2 separate regions of the Homo sapiens genome follow, and region 1 is linked to region 2. Evidence: read pairs that join two places in POLR2A ChIA-PET (ENCODE). Cell type or tissue: PC-9. All regions are shown on one strand. Each heading gives the region's core, and the rest is flanking DNA. Links, peaks and the distances in the headings are about the cores only. Region 1 overlaps SYMPK (symplekin scaffold protein). Region 2 has its middle 26 kb from the start of IGFL4.

What was found. Peaks named below come from ENCODE experiments on the same cell type or tissue, not always from the same donor. Only the 100,000 strongest peaks of a DNase experiment are listed, where the experiment ranks them.
Region 1: POLR2A ChIA-PET joins it to region 2 with 7 read pairs; 2 of 35 experiments call an interaction of 5 or more read pairs at or near these places.

What each region holds. Positions count from the first base shown.
Region 1 is chr19:45,848,441-45,859,589 of GRCh38, forward strand. It overlaps SYMPK (symplekin scaffold protein), which reads right to left. Exons shown (of 27, transcript NM_004819.3): 2 at 5,951-6,067; 3 at 5,735-5,800; 4 at 4,042-4,095; 5 at 3,872-3,945; 6 at 310-436. The coding sequence starts at 6,055. Among named protein-coding and RNA genes, the nearest start is that of SYMPK, 9.1 kb to the right of the region's middle. In PC-9, for the core only: no CTCF peak of the experiment used is centred there; no DNase peak of the experiment used is centred there.
Region 2 is chr19:46,061,828-46,072,976 of GRCh38, forward strand. It overlaps a transcript of IGFL4 not described here. Among named protein-coding and RNA genes, the nearest start is that of IGFL4, 26 kb to the left of the region's middle. In PC-9, for the core only: a CTCF peak has its summit at 6,615; DNase peaks (open chromatin) are centred at 3,864, 6,084, 6,914 and 8,284; H3K4me3 peaks cover 1,140 bases; H3K27ac peaks cover 4,438 bases.

The DNA.
Region 1 (11,149 bases), core at 1,316-9,315, 210 kb before region 2:
GAAGGCAGTAAGCTGTCTTGGTCACTGCTGTGTCCCCAGCATCACCTAGCCCAGGGCTAAGCACAGAGGACATACTCAGGGAATGTCTGTTGAGTGAATAAACGGATGGTCAATGGAAGGAATGAAGGTTAAGTGCAACTTCCTGACCTAGGAGACAACGTTAGCTCTCCATGTTATCTGTTCCCACAGACCAGTGGCACATCTTGCCCATAAAGAGTATGCTCGGATGCTGGTTTTGAACCCCAACATATTAGTTTGTCAACGAGACATATCAGGCAGGATGGCCCTGGGTGGGGAGGGCGCTCTCACCTGCAGGGCCACCTTGTAGAGCTGGGTCATGGTGAGGATAGCCTTCTTCACCACGTTCACATTCTCGTCCCTCAAGAGCATGTTGAGGTTTGCAATGAGTTTCAGCAGCAACTCAATGTCTCGCTTGCTGAGGGATGGAGAAAAAAGGGGCGAGGTCAAGGTGTGGTCTTAGAGCAAGTAGGAGGAGCCTGAGGTCCAGGAGGGAAGGGAAATCAGGGACCTGTCTCAGGGGACCGGAATGGCACATCCAGAAGCTGGGAACAGTGCTTGGTGCCTCCAGACTGAGCCGCCCCTGAACCCTCTATCTAGACTGGTCCTGTAACACCAACTCCTTTGCTCTCTCAGGGCCCTGCTGTTCACATAAGGGACAGTAGGGGCAGACAACTGTGTGAATTTGGACAAGCGACTTCACCTCATTTAGAATAATAGTATCTATCCAATTGTTTATGCAATTTTTTGGGAAAATTGCAACAATACTTGTAAAGTGCTTAGAAGAGTGCCTGACATGCAGAAAGCATTCAGTAAACACCAAAAAGCATTCGGTAAACACCAGCCATTGCTACTTTAAAGCACTTTGTTTTCTGTAATCACTAGTTTTGCTTGCCTCAGTCTGAGGGCTCAAAAAGTAGGGACCCTTTCCTAGCTTGGCAATAACCCCAGCAGGGTCATTTTCATTGAAGAAAAAAATGAAGGGCCTCCAACAAATGTTCAATGAATAAATAGGAGCTCAGCACAGAATTTTCACAGCATACATTACAATCTGAAATATTAATTAAATCAGTCAAAAAATATGAAACTTAGCTGTCAGCTACATGAAGGCAGGAATAATACGTTTTTGCTCACTGCTATACTACAGCCTAACATGGATGCCTGGTACGACAGCAGTCACATGGTATGTATTTGCTGAATGGACTTTTTACAAATTCAGAAAATTTACCACAAATTCTCCCAGTAAATGGGGAGATAGGATATTTGGGTTCTGGCATTGCAGACATGAGTTAAAATCCCAGCCTTGGCCAGGCGCAGTGGCTCACGCCTGTAATCCCAGCACTTTGGGAGGCTGAGGCAGGTGGGTCACCTGAGGTCAGGAGTTTGAGACCAGCTTGACCAACGTGGTGAAACCCCATCTCTACTAAAAATACAAAATTGGCCGGGCATGGTGGCGGGCACCTGTAACTCCAGCTACTTGGGAGGCTGAGGCAGGAGAATCACTTGAACCTGTGTGGTGGAGGTTGCAGTTAGCCGAGATCGCACCATTGCACTCCAGCCTGGGCAACAAGAGCGAAACTCCATCTCAAAACAAAAACAAAAACAAAAACAAAAAAAAACAACAACAGAAAACAAAATTAGCTGGGTGTGGTGGCAGGCACCTGTAATCCCAGATACTCGGGGGGGCTGAGGGAGGACAATCACTTGACTCAGGAGGCAGAGGTTGTAGTCAGCCGAGATTGCACCACTGCACCCCAGTCTGGCCGACAGAGTGAGATTCCATCTCAAAAAAATAATAAATAAATAAAATCCCAGCCTTGCCACATTCTGGCTGTGTGACCTTAAGAAAATTCACTTCACCTCTCTGAGACTGTTTTCTCTTCAGTTAAAGGGTCAAACAACTGATCCATAGTATTACGAATAATGAAGCTGCTCAAGCATTTAATACAGTGCCTTACAAACAAATATTTAATACACAGTAGCTAGTCTACTTCCTCCCAGTCACAAAGCATCCAGTAAAGCTTTAATAAACAAATGAGCAAGTGACCAGCTTGAACAAGTCACTTGACCATTCTGAGCCTGTTTCCCTTTCTGTAAAAAGAGGATAACCACAGTATCCATCGAGGCTGCCATAATTACGGAGATAACACGGGAAAGGACCTGACACAGCGCAGGGCACAGTACGTGTTCCATGTGGTGACTGTTATGTTCAACTCATTCACGTGTGCAACAAATACGTAGTCAGCCCCTACTAGGTGACAACACTGCTCCAGGCAGGTACTGGGGACAAAGTGGCCAGCAAGACAGAAAAAGTCAAGCCCCGTCCTCACAGAGCTGATATTTTGCGGGAAGAATCAAGGTTATTTCAATGAGTGAGGAACACTGTAAAGAACAGTGAAGGTGGGGTGCCTGAGACATGGGGCTGCATGGGAGCGGGCAGGAAGGAATTTCTGAGGAAGAGACCTGAGGGAAGGGAGGGGAGAGCCAGGTGGCAACCTGGGGACGAGGGCCCCTAGCAGGAACAGCAAGCAGACAGGCTGCGAAATCCAACTGTGACTTCTGAGGAGCAGGGGAGACAGAGAGGATCAGAAGTGAGATGAAGCCGAAGTGAGAGTTTGGGTTTCCACCTAAGTAAGCTGATGAGCCAGCTGGGGTCTGAGAGCAGGGGTGTGCCAAGACTGATTTACATTTAACAGCGTCACTCTGGCTGCTGAGTGCAAGAGTGGAAGCGGGAAATGAGTGCGGTGATTCCTCTTTGGGGGATGAAATGCCCTGGAACGAGATTGTGAACGTGCTAAATGCCACTCACTTGTTCACTTTAAAATAGCTGATTTTTGCTGGGCGTCGTGGCTCATGCCTGTAATCCCCGCACTTTGGGAGGCCAAGGTGGGCCAATCACTTGAGGTCAGGAGTTCAAGACTGGCCTGGCCAACATGGCAGAAACCCCATCTCTACTAAAAATACAAAAATTAGCCAGGCATGGTGGCACGCACCTGTAATCCCAGCTATTCAAGGAGGCTGAGGCACAAGAATCTCTTGAGCCTGGGAGGTGGAGGTTGTAATGAGCCAAGATTGCGCCACTGTACTCCAGCCTGGACAACAGAGCAAAACTCAGTCTCAAAAAAAAAAAAAAGGCCAGGCACAGTGACTCACACCTGTAATCCCAACACTTTGGGAGGCCAAGGCGGGCAGATCACCTGAGGTCAGGAGTTTGAGACCAGCCTGGCCAACATTGCAAAACCCCTTCTCTACTAAAAATACAAAAATAAGCCGGATGTGGTGGCGCATGCCTGTAATCCCAGCTACTTGGGAGGCTGAGGCAGGAGAATAGCTTGAACCCGGAAGTCGGAGGTTGCAGTGAGCCGAGATTGCGCCACTGCACTCAAGCCTGGACAACAGTTGAGCGAGACTCCGTCTCAAAACAAACAAACAAACAAAAGATTAAAAAAAAAAGCTAATTTTGTTATATGAATTTCAATTTAACTAAAAAGAAAAAGAAGGGAGCCAGAGAGAGACCACTGAAGTCATCAGGTAGGAGGAAAGGGTGGCTTGGGCCTGCATAGTGGCAGAGGAAGTGATTGACAAACGGTCAGATGCTACAGATATTCTCAAAGTGGAGCCCACAGTCCTTAGTGATAATGTAGATGTGAAGTGTGGAAGAAGCAGAGGAATCACAGATGACCCCAGGGTTTCCATCTTATTAAGTATTTGCTGGGGAATCAGTGTGTATGAGAGAGAGAAAGGGTCTGGGAAGCAGAGGGCAGGCCTCTCAGTGGTGGCCTCCAGGCCAGGCCACGAGCTGAAGGCTGCCACCAGTGAGAATGCTCCCGGGGCTCCGTGCCTCGCCCCATACCATGCCTCCTCGATGAAGCCGATGACAAATTTTCGCACTTCGATTGACTTGTCTGCTTGGAATGCGATGATCTCCTGCCAATGTTAGAGAGAAAGTGGATCAGGGCTACACAAGGATCCACATCCCCTTTCCCCTACACCACACCCCTTTCTCTTCTGTCAGTCACTCACATCCAGGAAGTTGTCCAGTAGTGTGGGGTCTTTGTTGATGATCAGCTCCTGGACCTGGAAGGAGATTGGGGGTGGGGAGGAGGAATACCCATATAAAACGAGGGGCCAATCAATGCAGACAGGAGAGTAGAGGGGAAGACAGCAGAGGGCTAGGCAGCAGATACACTCATTTCAATGCCTGGCTCTGCTTCTCCCTACCAAGGGTGCTATGCTCTGGGCATGGTCTCTGAACCTCAGTTTGCTCTTCTATAAAATGAGACTCTTAAACATCAACTCAAAAGGGATGTTAGGAGGCTACAATGAGATCCTACAAGGCACAGGTCCTGGTAGATAGTGAGGACATGACACAGGAGGGGGCTGAAAAAAAGAGGAAAGTGCCCCAAGGCTCAGGCCTTCCTGAGGTTTGGCCTCCATTCACCTGTCCATCAGTTCTCCCCACTCTCCTTCTGCTTCTGCTCCCTACTTCACATTGCCATGATTCAGCAAACATCTTCACAGTGAGAACCCAATTCCTGAAGCCCTTGTGCCTGCCAGGCTCTTTGGAGTAAGCCCTTCCCATGGACATCCTCCAATAAGCAAAGAGCTGGCACAGGACCTGGCTGCTACAACTCAAGCTACTATTGCTAAACGGCCTCATGACCACCCATGGGGGAGGCACCAGGTGCATCCACTCCACCTCGGAGGTGGGGCTACTCCACAAGGCTACAGGCTGATGAAGGAGCCGAACGGGTTCTCACACAGGAATGCTAACCCTGCCAGTCTCTGAACTCCAACTGCCTCCTGCTCTGAACCATGCCCAGCCCAAGTGTCCCATGTCGTCTTCTGCCTTTGCACACACTTCTGTGCCCTCAGCTTGACATGCTCTCCCTCTCTTGGCTGGGCACGGTGGCTCGTGCCTGTAATCCCAGCAGTTTGCGGGGGCCAAGGAGGGTGGACCACTTGAGCTCACGAGTTTGAGACCAGCCTGGTCAACATGGTGAAACGCGTCTCTACTAAAAATACAAAAATTAGCCAGGCATGGTGGCAGGTGCCTGTAATCTCAGCTACTCAAGAGGCTGAGGCAGGAGTTGCAGTGAGAGCCAGGATCGTGCCATGGCACTCCAGCCTGGGCAACAGAGCAAGACTCTGCCTCAAAAAAAAAAAAAAAAGAGATGCTCTGCCTCTCTCATTTGGTACACTTCTCTCCTTTTATCCTCCATGGCTTGGTTCAAAAGTCCTCCCTGACTCCCCATCCCTAGGCTGGGTCAGGAGCTCCCTCTGGGCTCCCAGAGCCCCCCTGGGCTCCCTTCTCCATCCCAGCCCTGCCCACACTGGGTCATCATTGCCTGGTGACAGGAATGTCTGCCCCACTGGACTGGACACTGGCAGAGAAGAAATGCAATGATGAAGAGTGTAGGATTTGGAGCTGGAATCCAGGATTCAATTACTAGTTCAGCCAGCTCCCAGCAGAGTGACCCTGGGCTAATAATTTAAGCCCCGGGGTCTGCTTCTTTCTGTATAAAACAGGGATGAAACTACCCTGCCTTACAGAGCTTTCATGAGAACTAGAAGAGCAGAGGCCTGCACTGAGCACTGTGGCCGGCACACACTGAGTGTGTAAATGTGGACACTGGTGTTACTGCAAGTGTCTTTCTCAGGTTCCCAGCCTCCTCCCTTTCACCTGCTCAGCCCAGGATGCCCCCCGGGCCCTCACCTGTTTGAGCACTGTGATCTTTGAGTCATTGGTGATCAGCGCCGCCTGGTTCAGAAGATCCACCACCTGGAAGGAGGGGGAGTGGCAGGGGATAGTGCCAGCCCAGTCCAGCCCAGTGCAGCCCCCTCGGCACTCCCAGGGCTCTGCCACCTAAACAGGGATTGCCAAAGCCAGGGGCTATGCTTCCTCACTCCAAGCCCTACCCGCCACGCTCACCCTCTCTGAGGTGGTCATGCCATCGATGCCCGGCCCCTCCTCTTGAGTGAAAAACTGTGATGCCACGCTCCGACGGGTGACGCTGTCTCCACTGCCGCTCGCCATGGCTGCTGTCAGCTTGTCCCCAGGAAAGAAGAGGATGGATCAAGCTCAGGGAACCAGCGGATGGGCTGGGCTGGATTGTCACCCGAACACCTACAAAGGGCCCAAGCCTCCTTCCCAGGCTGTTCCTCCCCAGTCAGGCCTTCTCAAGTCCCTCTCCCCTCCAGGGTCTGTCTCTGGCTTATGGATATGTGCACGGGGCCTGTAACTTGGGGGAGACTGACATCTCCCAAGGCAGAGCCAGAAGTCTCAGCCTCAAGTGGGCCAACCACAAACAGCTGCTGAACGATGGGCCACATGAACGTGCAACAGCCACCTTGCAGGTCTCCGTGTGTCCCCTCTCTCCATCTGGGATATGCTTTGGACTGGGCACCACAGCAAACTTTCTTTTTTTTTTTTTTTTGAGATGAAGTCTTGCTCTGTCACCCAGGTTGGAGTGTGGTGGTGCGATCTCAGCTCACTGCAACCTCTGCCTCCCAGGTTCAAGTGATTCTCCTGCCTCAGCCTCCCAAGTAACTGGGATTACGGGCACATGCCACCATGCCCAGCTAATTTTTGTATTTTCAGTAGAGACAGGGTTTCACCATGTTGGCCAGGCTGGTGTCAAACTCCTGACCTCAGGTGTTCCACCTGCCTCGGCCTCCCAAAGTGCAGGGATTACAGGCGTGAACCACAGTGCCTGGCCCAGAGTAAACTTTTAAAAACACAGCTCTGAGGAATATCAGGCACAGAGTCCGGCACATAGTAGGCACTCAATACATCACAAAAGGCCTGCTTCAATAATTATGTTTCAGCCACTCTCTGGAATATCATGAAGCTGTTTTTAAAAGGGAGGAAGGGGGCTTTCAGGCATCCATCACAGTCACACAGGCAAAATTATGGAATGATTAACGTAGCAGTATATGTCAATTACACAACTATTCATAATAGCAAAAGACTAGAAGCAACTCAAGTGTTCTCAAATAGGGAGACTGGCTGAAAAAAAGTTCATACATAATCAAAGGCCATGGGGCTTCAACACCTGTGAAAGTAAGTGAAAAACATATAAATATAAATAAAGGAAAAAGACTATGGAACTGTAACAAGAAAGGAAGAAAAAAACAAAAAAATGAGAACAATCTCTAGACACTGATAGAGAGTGCATACATTAAGTGAAAACAAGCAAAGCTGAAGACAGTGTTGACTGTATGTTTCTGTTTTACAAAAAAAAAAGAAAAATGAGGCCAGGTGCAGTGGCTCATGCCTGTACTCCCAACACTTTGGGAGGCTGAGGCAGGCAGATCGCTTGAGCCTAGGAGTCGGAGAGCAGCCTGGGCAACATGGTGTAACCCTATCTCTACAGAAAATATAAAAATTAGCTGGGCATGGTGGCGTGCCTGGTAGTCCCAGCTACTCAGGGAGGTGAAGGCAGAGGCTGTAGTGAGCCAAGATCGGGCCACTGCCCTCCAGCCTGGGCAGCAGAGTGAGAACTTGACTCAAAAAAAAGAAAGGGGAAAAAATATATATGTTAAAAAAGGAAAAAAATCTGAAAGGATAAACCAAAAACCAGCAGAGGAAACAGGGTAAAAAAAATTGGTGAAGCCGGGCGCGGTGGCTCACGCCTGTAATCCCAACACTTTGGGAGGCCGAAACGGGTGGATCGTCTGAGGTTAGGAGTTTGAGACCAGCCTGGCCAACATGGTGAAACCCCATCTCTAGTAAAAATACAACAGTTAGCTGAGCCTATAATCCCAGCTACTCAGGAGGCTGAGGCAGAAGAATCGCTTGAACCCAGGAGGCGGAGGTTGCAGTGAGCCGAGATCATGCCACTGCACTCCAGTCTGGGACATAAAGACAGACTCCATCTCAAAAAAAAAAGGTGAATCTCAGTATATTATCCTGAAAAGAGGTCCCTGACAGCCTGTTGCATCAGAGGACAATACATGCAGTTCAAGCCATTTTTGTCAAGTATGTGTTTATGTATACGCAGAATGACCTGAGGCAAGACATTTAACTTCTCTGGCTCTCAGTTTCCTCTTCTAGGAAACAGGGATAGTAACAGGGCTTACCTCCCAAGACTATTTTGAGGATTAAATGAGTTAGTATATACAGTAAACATTGGCTAAGTATACTATTATTTTTATGTACATGGGAAAAGATCTGAAGGCTACTGCATAAACTGCTAACAACAATTATGATAATTAATAATAATTTGGCCAGCTCACGCCTGTAATCCCAGGATTTTGGGAGGCTAAGGTGGGAGGATCAATTGAGCTCAGGAGGTGGAGGATGCAGTGAGCTGTGATCCCTACCACTGCATTCCAGCCTGCGGACAGAGCAACACCCTGTCTCAGAAACAAACAGGCCAGGTGCAGTGGCTCACATCTGTAATCCCAGCACCTTGGGAGGCTGAGGTAGGCAGAACACCTGAGGTCAGGAGTTCGAGACCAGACTGGCCAACATGGAGAAACACTGTTCCCTACTAAAAACATACAAATTAGACAGGCATGGTGGCGCATACCTATAATCCCACCTACTTGGGAGGCTGAGGTGGGAGAATCACTTGAACCTGGGAGGCAGAGGCTGCAGTGAGCTGAGATCACGCCACTGCACTCCAGCCTGGACGAGAATGAGACTGTCTTAAAAACAAAACAAGGCTGGGTGCGGTGGCTCACACGTGTAATCCCAGCACTTTGGGAGGCCAAGGCGGACGGATCACGGAGGTCAGGAGATCGAGACCATCCTGGCTAACAAGGTGAAACCCCGTCTCTTCTAAAAATACAAAAAAATATGCCGGGCATGGTGGCGGGCGCCTGTATTCCCAGCTACTCGGGAGGCTGAGGCAGGAGAATGGCATGAACCCGGGAAGCGGAACTTGCAGTGAGCTGAGATCACAACACTGTACTCGAGCCTGGGCGACAGAGTGAGACTCTGTCTCAAAAAAAAAAAAAAAAAAAAAAAAACACACACTAAACAAACAAACATGCCAAAAAAACAATAATCTGAGGACGGTGAAAATGATACTTTTTTCTTTTTTTGAGATGGAGTCTTGCACTGTCGCCCAGGCTGGAGTGCAGTGGCGTGATCGTGGCTCACTGCAAGCTCCGCCTCCTGGGTTCACACCATTCTCCTGCCTCAGCCTCCCCAGTAGCTGGGACTACAGGCGCCTGCCACCACGCCCGGCTAATTTTTTGTATTTTTAGTAGAGACGGGGTTTCACCATGTTAGCCAGGATGGTCTCGATCTCCTGACCTCGTGATCCGCCCGCCTTGGCCTCCCAAAGTGCTGGGATTACAGGCGTGAGCCACCGCAACCAGCCGAAAATACTTTTTTTTTTTTTTTTTTAGATGGAATTTCACTCTTGTTTCCCAGGCTGGAGTGTAATGGCACAATCTCAGCTCACCGCAACCTCCACCCTCCCAGGTTCAAGCAATTCTCCTGCCTCATCTCCCAAGTAGCTGGGATTACAGGTATGTGCCACCACATCCAGCTAATTTTTGTATTTTTAGTAGAGACGAAGTTTTACCATGTTGGTCAGGCTGGTCTCGAACTCCTGACCTCAGGTGATCTGCCCACCTTGGCCTCCCAAATTGCTGGGATTACAGGTGTGAGCCACAGCGCCCAGCCGAAAATGACACGTTTTTTAAAAGGAACTACCCAATAGCTATTCACAGTAGTATCACATGATAGGGGTCTCCTCAATGAATGACGAGCCACAGCCTCCTCCCTAGTTTCCCTGCTGCCTGTCACCCCCTATCTTGCTCAGGGTCAGGGCCAATGTCCCCATCAAGGCCTACAAGATTTTATGGCATCTGGCCTGTTCTTCCTCTGACTGCCTCTCCCCCTGGGCTCTTTGCTCCACCCACTCTGGCCTCCTCGCTGTCCTGTGAACATGCCCAACATGCCCCTTCCTCAAAGACTTTGTGCCTCTCTTCCGTCTGCCTGGAATATTCCTCCTCCTAGATATCAGCACAACTCCTTCCCTCTTCATTTCCTTCAGGTCTCCACTCACATGTCTCTGCAGTAAGGTCTTCCCTGACGACTATGTTTCTTTTTTTTTTGAGACGGAGTTTCCCTCTTATTGCCCAGGCTGGAGTGCAATGGCGTGATCTCAGCTCACAGCAACCTCTGCCTCCCAAGTTCAAGCGATTCTCCTGCCTCAGCCTCCCTAGTAGCTGGGATTACAGGCATGTGCCACCACGCCTGGCTAATTTTGTATTTTTAGTAGAGACGGGGTTTCTCCATGTTGGTCAGGCTGATCTCGAACTCCCGACCTCAGGTGATTCGCCCGCCTTGGCCTCCCAAAGTGCTGGGATTACAGGCATGAGCCACCGCGCCCGGCCGACGACCATATTTCAAATTTTAACTTCCTCTCGATCCCCATCTGTGTTGCTTTTTCTCCATAGCATTTATCATCATCACACACTACATATTTATAAGTTCCACGAGGACAGTGATTTATTTATTTGAAATCATTTTTTGGTAGAAGCAGAGTTTCGCCATGTTGCCCAGGCTGGTCTTGAACTCCTGCACTCAAGCAATCCACCCTCCTTGGCCTCCCAAAGTGCTTGGGATCACAAGTCTCAGCCATCGCCCCCGGCCTAGAACAGGGATTTTGTTCCTTCACTTTTTATATTCCCAGCACGGAAGAGTGCTTGGCACCTAGCAGGAGCTCAATAAACATCTGCTGAATGAGTGAACACTACTGCCAAACGGCCTCCCCAATCACTGGGTTCAGTATTCCTGCCCTTTCACTCTTGAATCCTAATAGCTATACTTGTTCTACTTTTTCCCCCTTTCTCACTACTGCACTTGACAAGTCTTTAAAAAAAAAAAAAAAAAAGGGCATGGTGTGGTGGCTCACTCCTGTAATCCCAGCACTTTGGGAGGCCAAAGTGGACAGATCACTTGAGGCCAGGAGTTCAAGACCAGCCTGGCCAACATGGCAAAACCCAGTCTCTGCTAAAAATACAAAAAAATTACTTGGGCATGGAGATGGATGCCTGTAATCCCAGCTACTTGGGAGGCTGAGGCATGAGAATTACCTGAGCCTGGGAGGCAGACGTTGCAGCGAGCCGAGATTGCGCCACTGCACTCCAGCCTGGATGACAGAGCAAG
Region 2 (11,149 bases), core at 2,000-9,999:
AAAGCAAAGCGCCATATATTCCCAAACCACTGCCATTAGTTATTTACCAAAGTATATTTCCTATCTAGTTATTACACACCAGAGTTCTCTCATAATGCAAAGTAATTTCTGATATTCCCCCAAATCAAAACCATCACATAACACAATGCGAAACAGAACAGAGTCTTCGATTTTGAGAGGAATCTATCCACTTTTAATTCCTAGGGTTTCATGAGGAAAACAGGTTTTTCCCAAAACGTGGTCTGTAGCACTTCCTGTTTTTCCCAAGGAGTTCCATGATGCTAGAGCTTGAAAAAGCTGACTTTTAACCATAGTGCTCTTAAAAAATCCTTTAAAATTTCTTATTACCCAACTTTAGCCAGGCCAAACTGCCAATATTTCTGGCTTTTGAACTTTACCAAAGGAAAACCTTCCAAATGCTCCGAGAAAGGAAAATTCAAGATGGTTGGTGGAGGGGAAAAGAATCAACAAATGATGAAGGTCACACAGATATAAACCAGAAAGCACTGATTCCCTAAGCCAGGATTGAACCCAGGACACCATTGGAGAATGGCACAGCCTTACCTACTGAGCTACAGCACTGAGCAGTTTCTGCTGCTTTTCCCAGAAGGAGCCTAGAGCAGCCAATTTTGAGCTTGCACAGGCTTTTAAGTGCTCAAGATAGTTTTTAGAGTTAACTGTGATATGAACCCCTAAATTCATGTTCCCTGGAAGGTAGAGCCAGGAGAAAGTACTGCCACATCGTTACAAGGTTAAGCTCCCAAGGACATCTTTCAACATGTGGTCTCTGGGCAAGATGAAGGAGCAGACAGTTGTCCTGAGTAACAGAAAAGAGAGAAAAGAGAAAGGAGAGAAAGGGAGAAAAGCATTGCCTGTGGCAGGGTAGGGAAGGCAAAGAACTCAGGGAGGCCAGAGAAAGACTCACCCATTGCAGCCACACTGAATCAAAAGTTTAGGCCGCCCCTTCTTGGTTGCGAAGGAATCTTTTCCAGCAGTCCCATCAGCTCTCAAGTTTCCCCCTTTGGGGAGAAGAAAAGTTCCCCATGTCCTATTGTCCCATGATCCTGTACATGCCTAATCCTGTCACCCACAGCCATCAGCAAAGAGTGCAAGGCAGATTAATCCAAAGAGAATAGCACTTAACATCCTGTAGTGCCAAACCTGTTCTTAGCACATAGAGAGGGACTTTACTGAGAGGGGCCTCCATCCTCTTAAGTCTTAGGAAGGATTCTAATCTGCCTAAGATGGGCCTTGAACCCAAGTTCGGTCAAGCGTCCTTGCCTTTAATTAAGAACGACCTTTACTCATGTATGATTATTTTTATTGTGGTAGAAAGAGCTTGGAGCTAGTAGTTCAGCAAAGTGAATATAAACCCTGAATTGGCACGGAGTGATGGGGCACTTACTCTATTATTTAAATTCATTGCAATCATTACAGATGCCCTCCAGAGCTATCACCAAAGCCTCCCTTTTCTCTATTCAAAAGAACATTTAGAACACACACGCATGCACACACACACACACACACACACACACACACATACACGATCCCTCTGTCCTCTTTTATGTCATCACTAACTCAGTTCAAAGAGCACTTCCTCAGAAGCATTCACTCACTCACTCCCCAGATTTTGTCAAGGTTCCCTTTTATCAACTCCCATTTGAAATCTTTACTTTCCCTACATGCACTTTAAAAGAGATGGTATTTCAATAATTATCCTTTCAATGTCCATTTCATGTCCTGCACTACAATAGAAATGTCTTGCCATACACTCTGCATCTAGCACAGAGCCCTGCGCAGAGGAGATGCTCCATATTTATTGACTTCAACATCAATAGCCAAATTGAGGCACTGAGTGGAAGTAAACCAAATTCAATTAAATAAGATGGGTCAGGAAAGACCCATACTTGGGAATAAATCTAATAAAAGTGTACAAGATCTTAACACTGACAGTTACAAAACATTGCTGCAATAAATTCAAGAATTTTGAAATAAACAGAGCTATTCCATGCTCATGGATTGGATTTCTTAATATCTTTAATAAGTGATTCTCCTTAAATGAGGTATAGATTTGGTGCAATCAAAATCAAAGTCTGTAGGCAGGCATAGTGGCACGTGCCTGTAATCCCAGCTACTTGGGAGGCTGAGACAGGAGAATCGCTTGAACCCGGGAGGCGGAAGTTGCAGTGAGCCAAGATAGCACCACTGTACTCCAGCCTGGGTGACAGAACGAGACTCCACCTGAAAAAAAAAAAAAAATTCCAACAGCTTTTTTCTTCCTGGAAGTTTACATGCTGATTCTTGTTACAGGACCTAGAAAAGCCAAAATATTTATTCTTAATTTTAATATTTGTGGGTACATAGTAGGTGTATATATTTATGGGGTACATGAGATGTTTTAATACAAGCATGCAATGCATAATAATCATGTAAGTGGGGTTTCCATCTCCTCAAGCATTTATCCTTTGTGTTACAAATAATCCAATTACACTCTTGGTTATTTAAAAATGTAGAATTAAATTATTATTGACTATAGTCACTCTGCTATGCTATCAAATACTAGATCTTATTCATTTATTATATTTTTGTACCCATTAACCATCCCTCCTACCCTCAATACACTTTCCCATTAACCACGCCCCCTACCCATACCCTTTCCAGCCTCCAGTAACCATCCTTCTAATCTCTATCTCCATGAGTTCAATTGTTTTGATTTTTAGATCCCACAAATAAGTGAGAACAGGTGATGTTTGTCTTTCTGTGTCTGGCTTATTTCACTTGGTATGACCGCCAGTTCTATCCATGTTGTTGCAAATGGCAGGATCTCATTCCTTTTTATGACTAAATAGTACTCCATTTTGTGTAAGTACCCCATAGATACTTAGGTTGTTTCCAAATTTTGGCTATTATGAACAGTGCTACAACAAATATGGAAGTGCAGGTATCTCTTCAATATATTAACTTCCTTTCTTTTGGGTATATATCCAGCAGTAGGATCATATGGTAGCTCTATTTTTAGTTTTTTGAGGAATCTTCAAACCGTTTTCCACAGAGGTTGCATTAATTTACATTCCTACCAACAGTGTATGAGGGTTCCCTTTTCTCCACATCCCTGCCAGCACTTGTTATTGCCTGTCTTAAGGATATAAACCATTTTAACTGGGGTGAGATGATATCTCATTGCAGTTTTGATTAGCATTTCTCTGAAGATCAATGATATTGAACACCTTTTCATATGCCTGTTTGCCATTTGTATGTCTTCTTTTGATATATGTCTATTCAGATCTTTCACCGATTCTTTTGATCAGATTATTATATTTTTTTCCTATAGAGTTGTTTGAGCTCCTTAGGTATTGTGGTTACTAATTTTTCTTTTCTTTTCTTTTTTTACTAATTTTTCATCATATGGGTTTGCAAATATTTTTCTTATTCTGTGTGTTGTCTCTTCACTTCATTGATTGTTTCCTTTGCTGTGCAGAAGCTTTTCTTTTCTTTTCTTTTCTTTTCTTTTTTGAGAGGGAGTCTCGCTCTGTCGCCCAGGCTGGAGTGCAGCGGCGTGATCTCACTCACTGCAACCTCTGCGTCCTGTGTTCAAGTGATTCTCCCAAGTAGCTGGAAATACAGGTGCATGGCACCATGCCCAGCTAATTTTTGTATTTTTAGTAGAGACGGGGTTTCAACGTGTTGGCCAGGCTGGTCTCAATCTCTTGACCTTGTGATCTGCCTGCCTTGGCCTCCCAAAGTGCTAGGATTACAGGCCTGAGCCACCGCGCCTGGCTGGCATTTATTTATTGGGTGCTGCTACAGATCCCTCTGCAGATATTAAGCAAATGTGCTGAAAGCCTTTCCAAGAAAGAATGAGTCAGATTCCAATCCGGGCCTTAGCCCCAGGATATTGTCCACAGAAATGTGGAGCACAATGATTACGCCTCTTTCTCACTTAGGGGATTTTCTGTAGAATCTGTTTCTCTCCAGTTCTTGCCCTATATTGATATATTTCTCAGGGCTGCTCTCTAGAGGGTAAAATGTGATGTGTCAGAAGATCCATGGAAGCAGCCAGGAACCAGTTGCTAGGAGTTTGGAAAAAAATCCTGGGAGCAGGCAGAGGGTATGTGGGTTTGAATGTCAAAACGGCCATGAAGCAAAGTAAGTGAGAACCAAAGAATCCCATCAAAGTAGCCCCTGAGAGACCCTTAAGGCTGAAAGTGGAACTTAGCTCAGCATGGCCCTCTCAGCCAGGTGATTTTTTCTCTTGATTTCTGGTGAAGCGTGAGCTTGTAAAGCCACAGGGAGCCAGCACCTACCATCTTCTTGAAAGCCTGATGCCAAAGATCTTTAAACATCTTGACACCATATATCAAGGAATCCAGCTGCCAGATAAAATACAAGACTTCTAGTTAAGTTTGAATTTCAGATGAGCAACAAAGAAATATTTAGTGTAAGTATGTCCCAAGTGTTACCCAAAACATACTAAAATGTTTAAATTATCTGAATGTCAAATTTAAGTGGGCATTCTTATGTTTTTATTTGCTAAACTGGCAACCATAACTAGGAACACCCAACTCCCAGCATCCATGAAAGCTCTCTCTACTTTCCTGCAGACTCAAAGCCAAAGAAGTACCAATACTTCTTCAGGGACCAGTGTATTAAGCCACTTTTGCATTGCTATAAGGAAATACCCAAGGCTAGGTAATTTACAGAGAAAAGACGCTTATTTGGCTCATGCTTCTTCAGGCTATATAGGAAGCATGGTGCTGGCATCTGGTTGGCTTCTGGTGAGGCCTCAGTGACCTGTTACTCATGGCAGAATGTGAAGCAGGAGCAAGCATGTCACATGGCTAGAGTGGGAATGAGACTGAGAGGAAGTGTCACACATTTTTAAATGACCAGATCTTGCAAGAACCCACTATTGTGAGGACAGCACCAAGCTATGAGGGATCTTCCCCATGACCCAAACACCTCCTGCCAGGCCCCACCTCCAATACTGGTGATTATATTTCAACATGAGATTTGGAGAGGACATTCAACCTATATCAACCATTTAAATTTAAAGTTGAGGAATGAAAACATTTAAGAGCAAGTAAGCATGAATTATGTTCACCCAATCGTACTCCTAAAACCATCTCAGCTCCTCTCCTTCAGCCAAGGGCATGTCCTCATGTCCAATCTGGTTCTCACTGGAGAGATTTGGGAGTGGGAACTCTGCAATCTTGCTGTGGTCAATAAAAGAACCTCCCAGAGGCTCACAGGGGCTTCAAGCTTCAATCGTAGTCCCCATTTCAGATCCTCTGACACTCTCCCATCCACTCTCCTTGTGCCTGCTTCAAAGCCACAGCAAACAGAAGCCAAACCTTTAGTAAGGATGATCCCAATCTCAATTCCAACCCCAGCCCCAGCATATCCACCTTTGCCTATACCTAACACTACTATCTGGACATCCGCTTTCAGCCCAGGCCCTCGCTGTTTTCCTCATTGCCTCTGTGGCACCTCAGTCCCAGTTTGCCCTCCACCCATCCAGGAAGCTCACTCCCTTCCCTGGATTCTCATCTTGGCTCTTTTATGAGCTTCCTTGCATGCCTTCACCTTCCTGGGTTCCAGAGAGCCCAAGACCAGCTCCCAGGAATAGTGCCCCTACCCCGATGAGCCTGATCCCAGAAGAATTAGCCCCAAAGTAATGCTGAGCTTTAGCCAGAACAAAAGCTAGCCTAGAAAATTCCCCAGGCAGGAAACAGATGACTGCACATAAGTCTCATTGCCGACCCCATTCGTTTCCCACAGGGGCTTGTCTGCATCCTCATCCACGTGTGCTCAGGCTCAGAGTGAGTTTCAGGTGAGGAAAGAGTGATGAACAAGCAGAATGGAGGAGGAATTTGTGGGGTTGCAGGATGGGGCTCTGACAGGGCCCCAGGTTGGCAGCCAGGTTTGTTTCTCTCTGGGACCCACATCTGATCTATCCCTCAGGAAAGAGTCAGTCAGCCAGCCCCCAGGTGTGGAAACCAGATCTGTGACATCATGGAGAACTGCTCCATGGATAAGCCCATGAGTAAGCCCTAGTGCCATTTACCCAGGTGTGGATTCACCTGCTCCTATGCTCCACTTCCAGCAATGATGACAAACATTCTTTGGTCCCTTGGATCAAAAGACTTTGAGTCAAAAGGTTTCAGGTGTGAACTCTGACTGCACCTTCCCCCATAATCAAAGAAGGATCCAGGTAGGAATCCCTGCCATGCTCCAGGCTGAAGCGGGGAGAGAGCAGCAGAAAAGGAATTTCAATAACTGGGTCCTCCCAAGAGGGGACCCTGCTCTGTTCTCCATCTCTCCACCTTTTGTCACAGATGCTCTTCAACCAATTCCGCCACCATGTGTCACCATGTGTCTCTGAACACAAATCTTAAACAATCTCTTTATCTCTCCAGATGAAGAAAGACCCACCAGGGCAGACAGAGCTGATGTTTCCTTGCAGTGGCTTAGACAGTAATCTGAGGTCCTGGGATACAGGGTACATTAAGATATTAAAGACCTCGAGCTCTGAGTGTCGAATCTCATCATGATGGAATCCAACATAAAACAAGACTGAATGCAAACATGATGCTTAATTGTGTGCGGAATTGAAAAAAATAGTTCTCAATTTTTTTGCTTGCAAATTGTGGGATACGTTTACCAGATTTGAACTTTTCCCTTATTTGTCATCCCGCTTTGTTGATTCTGTAACCAGGGGCTTGGGATTCATTTTGGGGATCCCAAAGCCCTTGTTTGTTGAAGGGTTTCAAAGTCTGGTAGGAGGGTGGTGCACACACAGATAGAATTGTTCATCTGTGGGCGGCCTCTGACTCCCTCCCTGGGTAGGCCTCCAGGCCCAATCCTTCCTTCTGAGGAACCGCCGGGAAAGACTTTGATCAAAACAATTAAATGCATTGGGAGCTCAGTCTGAGGCAATTATGTGGTTTCATAGAGGAAGAGGTAGAGATGACTCAGGCATTTCTGGCCCCATGTCAGCCTCAGGGCAATCACATTCGGGATTTTGCAAAAGACACATTCACTCTGAGCACTGGAGACCTACATCTCTTTGTCCAGTTGACTTAAGTTCTCACCAAGTGAATATCTTCATGCTAAAGACAGTTTCATTTGTGATTAGGGACAGGAGAGCATGTTTCCCCTCGGTCCTCTGATTCTGACTGGAGGGGCAGTGCTGAGTTCTGGATCGGGGCTGCTGGCAGTACGTGGGAAAGCTGTCCTATCAGTACTGTATAGAACAGGTGGTCAGAGAAAATGCCTCCCTGGAAAACCTTTTCACATGGTTGAATGTCCCCAGACATGAGAGGGAGTGGAGGACTTTGTTCTAGAGCCCACCTCAGAGGCCAGGCACTGCCAATGCCATGAGCAAAATCTTCCACCTCTTTCCCCCAATTTTCTCTCCATCTGGATTCTGTGTTGCTGAGGTCATTTGCTCTGTCTCTTCCTACCCTCTGTATTCTTCTCTCTCATCTGACTGACTTTTCTCACTCAATTTTCAAATATCACCTAAAATAATAATACAGATAAGAAACAAATGTATTCTAATGAAAATGTTCAGTCTGAGAAGTAAAGATTACATGGTGAGCATTGATAATTTTTATCATGCTTCCTACCCTCCCCAAAGGTAACTGCATTTAAGATGTAGTGTTTGTATTTTTCCATAAATTCTGTATAGTTGAATACATATAAGTCTACATATATGCCACACTTTTCCCTTCTTATAAATAAGATATCATACATCCCCCCCTTGAAGCCCTAAAAGCCCACAGATCACAGATAATTCTCATGGCTGCCTAGATTTCTATTTTATGGATAAATTGTAATTTATTTCATTTGTCTTCTTTTTGAAAATTATGTAGGTTGTTTGCAATATTTCAGCCTTACCCTAAAAATTCTGCAACAAATATTCTTGTATGTACATATTTGGGCACTTTAATTAGAGTGTTTAGTCAACAGCAATAGATGTGAAAATTCTGAAGCAAATTGTGTAAGATGCTCTGAGCCATATGCATAGGGAAAAATCTAAACAATAGATTAGACTAAAGCAATAAACATGAATGAACAGGTTCAGGGTTTCAGTTTTAAGAATTGAAACATATTTTGAATGGCAGCCAGTAAAATGCACTGACTCCAAACACTTCAAACAAGACATTCCTGTTATCAGGAAGGTTAGGAGGGTAACGCTTGTTTTGTTCACTAAGCTGGGTGGACTCATGATTACTGAAGCAATACTCATTTCTGCTTTAGTCTCCTATGTTTGCATCCCATGAAGCTCAAATACGAATTGAAGCAAATCTCTAAGATTTTTTTTTTTTTGCCTTATCTCCTAAAACTTGAGGAATGCATGTGTTCTTAGTGATTCACATCCACGGGACAAAAACTCAAGGAGAAATAAGAGCTGACGTCATGCAAGTCTTGGCTGCTTTTGTTACTATACATTTTCTCTGAGAGTCCAACAGACTTCGGGCTGGAACTTGGCACTGGAGACTCATGTTCGGAATCATAGGGGAACATCTGGCTGTTAATCACTTGCACAATTTAGAACATTTCCTTTACATTGGCTTTAAATTCTAGCCCTTATTTCATTTTGTAGTCTTATTTTCTTTCTTCTGCATGCTCACAATACCAAGCATTAAATGTATTTTAATAACTAAAAAAAAAAAGGAATTTTATTTCTGGTGGTGTTACTAATGGTTGTGTGATTGTGCAGAGTCCAGAAAGCTGCTGACTTAACTACCCATCACCCAGCTCAAAACGCCCAATCCCCTCTTAGGTGAAAAGTGATGACCATACAGATATTTAAAGGAGAAGCACCCTCACTTACAACATCAGAGGGTCAAATCTACAGGCTCATCAGCTGTCCTACATTTTGTCAAAATAAAGCTCCTCTCAAACATGGAGGCACATCGGCAGTTCATGGAGCCAGAAGTACCTACTTCACCCTCTCTCTTACATGGGTGGGCCTGAAGTACTCCTTATCAGGGCATCTGGACTCTATTTTGGGTGTGTGCAAAGTGTTTTGAAGGGTTTTTCTTGGTCGATGTTTTGTATTTGGGGGAAAAATTAATCATCCTCAAATTGAATCGCCTAATCACCAGGTGACCCCAGGTGATGGCATGGCACCATACTCTCCAGAGGTCTGCGATATTTGCCCAGTGGAGTACAGCTCCCAACAAGCCTGCGGTCCTCCATTCATGATGCTCTCTAGAATCCCAAGATGGCGTTTGTTTGCCTGCATGGGATTCACCTTCCATGACTCTCAGGAATCAGGAACTCAAAAGACATGATCCTGTTTTTTTTTTTTTCTTTTTTTCTCTGCCTATGTGTATCAGCTCAGCCAACCTCCTCAATGTGCTTTCCCTCACGCCAGCGGCACACCAGCAAGTCAGCAAAGTTCAGGGGCTCAGTATGCACTGAATGAGGACACAAGTCTTATTTGCCTCTCCCTTGACTATGTTGGGGGTAAGGAGAAGACACAGCCTCTCTGCAAGCACAATACTCTTCCCTGAAAGGCCACCCTCTTTCTGGTTTCCAGTACTCCTCTTATATCACTAGTATCACTAGTTGGTTCTGCTTCTCTCCCATCCAGGGATCTGGAGAAGTTTCATATCAAATAAACATAAACACACGAATAAATGGGTGTGGTCCTGGAACCAAATAAATAATCTTCATTGAAGTGGGGATGGGGAGGTGTAAGACAAAGACAGTAGTGACTTGCATTAGACAGGAGGTAGTGTGAAACCACGACTCCTGAAACTGTAAGCCTGGTCTGCTGATCATGGACACCAGCAGAATGAATTCATAAGTTCAAGTGGTGGAATAATATTTTTACAGAGGTAAAAGAAAATAACAGCCAACAAAGACCTTTCTAAAATAGCCTTCAAAAATGGTAAGGAGGTTGGGCACGGTGGCTCACGCCCGTAATCCCAACACTTTGAGAGGCCAAGACAGGTGGATCACATGAGTCCAGGAGTTTGAGACCAGCAACTCCTGGGCAACATGGTGAAACTCCATCTCTACAAAATAAAAAATTAGCCAGGCATGGTGGCACATGCCTGTAGTCCCAGCTACTCGGGAGTCTGAGGTGGGAGGATGGCTTGAACTTGGAAGGCAGAGGTTGCAGTGAGCTGAGATGACACCACTGCATTCTAGCCTGGGCTACAGAGTGAGACCCTGTCTCAAAACAGAAAAAAATGAAGCTGAGGATTCTCCAACTTACAGCCATTAAGGGCAGTGACTTCAACGAGACTACTTTTCCTGCTATTGACAACAGTAAAACTGGATGAACCAAATGAGGCCACTGTTTTCAGGTGGTGAACGAAGACAGGATAAAATATCAATCTCTGAAAGTAAAGTCACAGAGTGAACACCTGGATATTTGGACTCTGCCTGGGGACAGTTTCCCAACGGAAGTGCAAGTAGCAAGGATCTGAGTATAGCACAGCAGTTCCGCAGAACTAAGGTTCTGGATGGCTTGATGGAACTGGAATCCCTTAGGTGTGGCATCAGTGAAGAAGTGCGAGCCCCCCAAATCCACGTGGGGTCCACCAAAGTTCCTGGATGAAGACTGGTCTGCACATGCACATTCTAGACCACCCAAAGCTTAGCAGAGAGGTAAGTCTTAAGAAGTATTTGTCTCATTTATACCCATGGGATTTTAATCAATGGAGGTAATGACAGGGAGATGCCAATGCCATTGAAATATGTTTAATGTCACTCACAGTTTCGGTAGAAATTAGAGGCACAGAATGTGAAGCAGGGGCATGTGGGGAAGCCCCAGGTGTGATCAGGAGACAGAGGCAGGAGTGAGCAAAAACCTAGGCCAGAGCCCTTATGATGTGTTCTGTGGGAAAGGCAGAACAGGGCAGGAGATGCAGCTCACAACTGGTCAGTTTGAATAATATTGGCAGGGTGTGAAATATAGTGGCAGCCTCTAGTTGTCTGGTACCTGGCCCTGGGTTGACTTAGGGCAGAGAAAATGTTGGCTTGGTGTGTAAGAGAGATAAAGGAGATGGTTCAGAGCGGGGGCTCTGGATCTCGGGGGAGATGCAGATACCTTTGGCCATGAGTTAAACCCCGTAGTTAATGGATACCAAATAGAGAAATACAGACTCAAGAAAACACAAAGCACTAT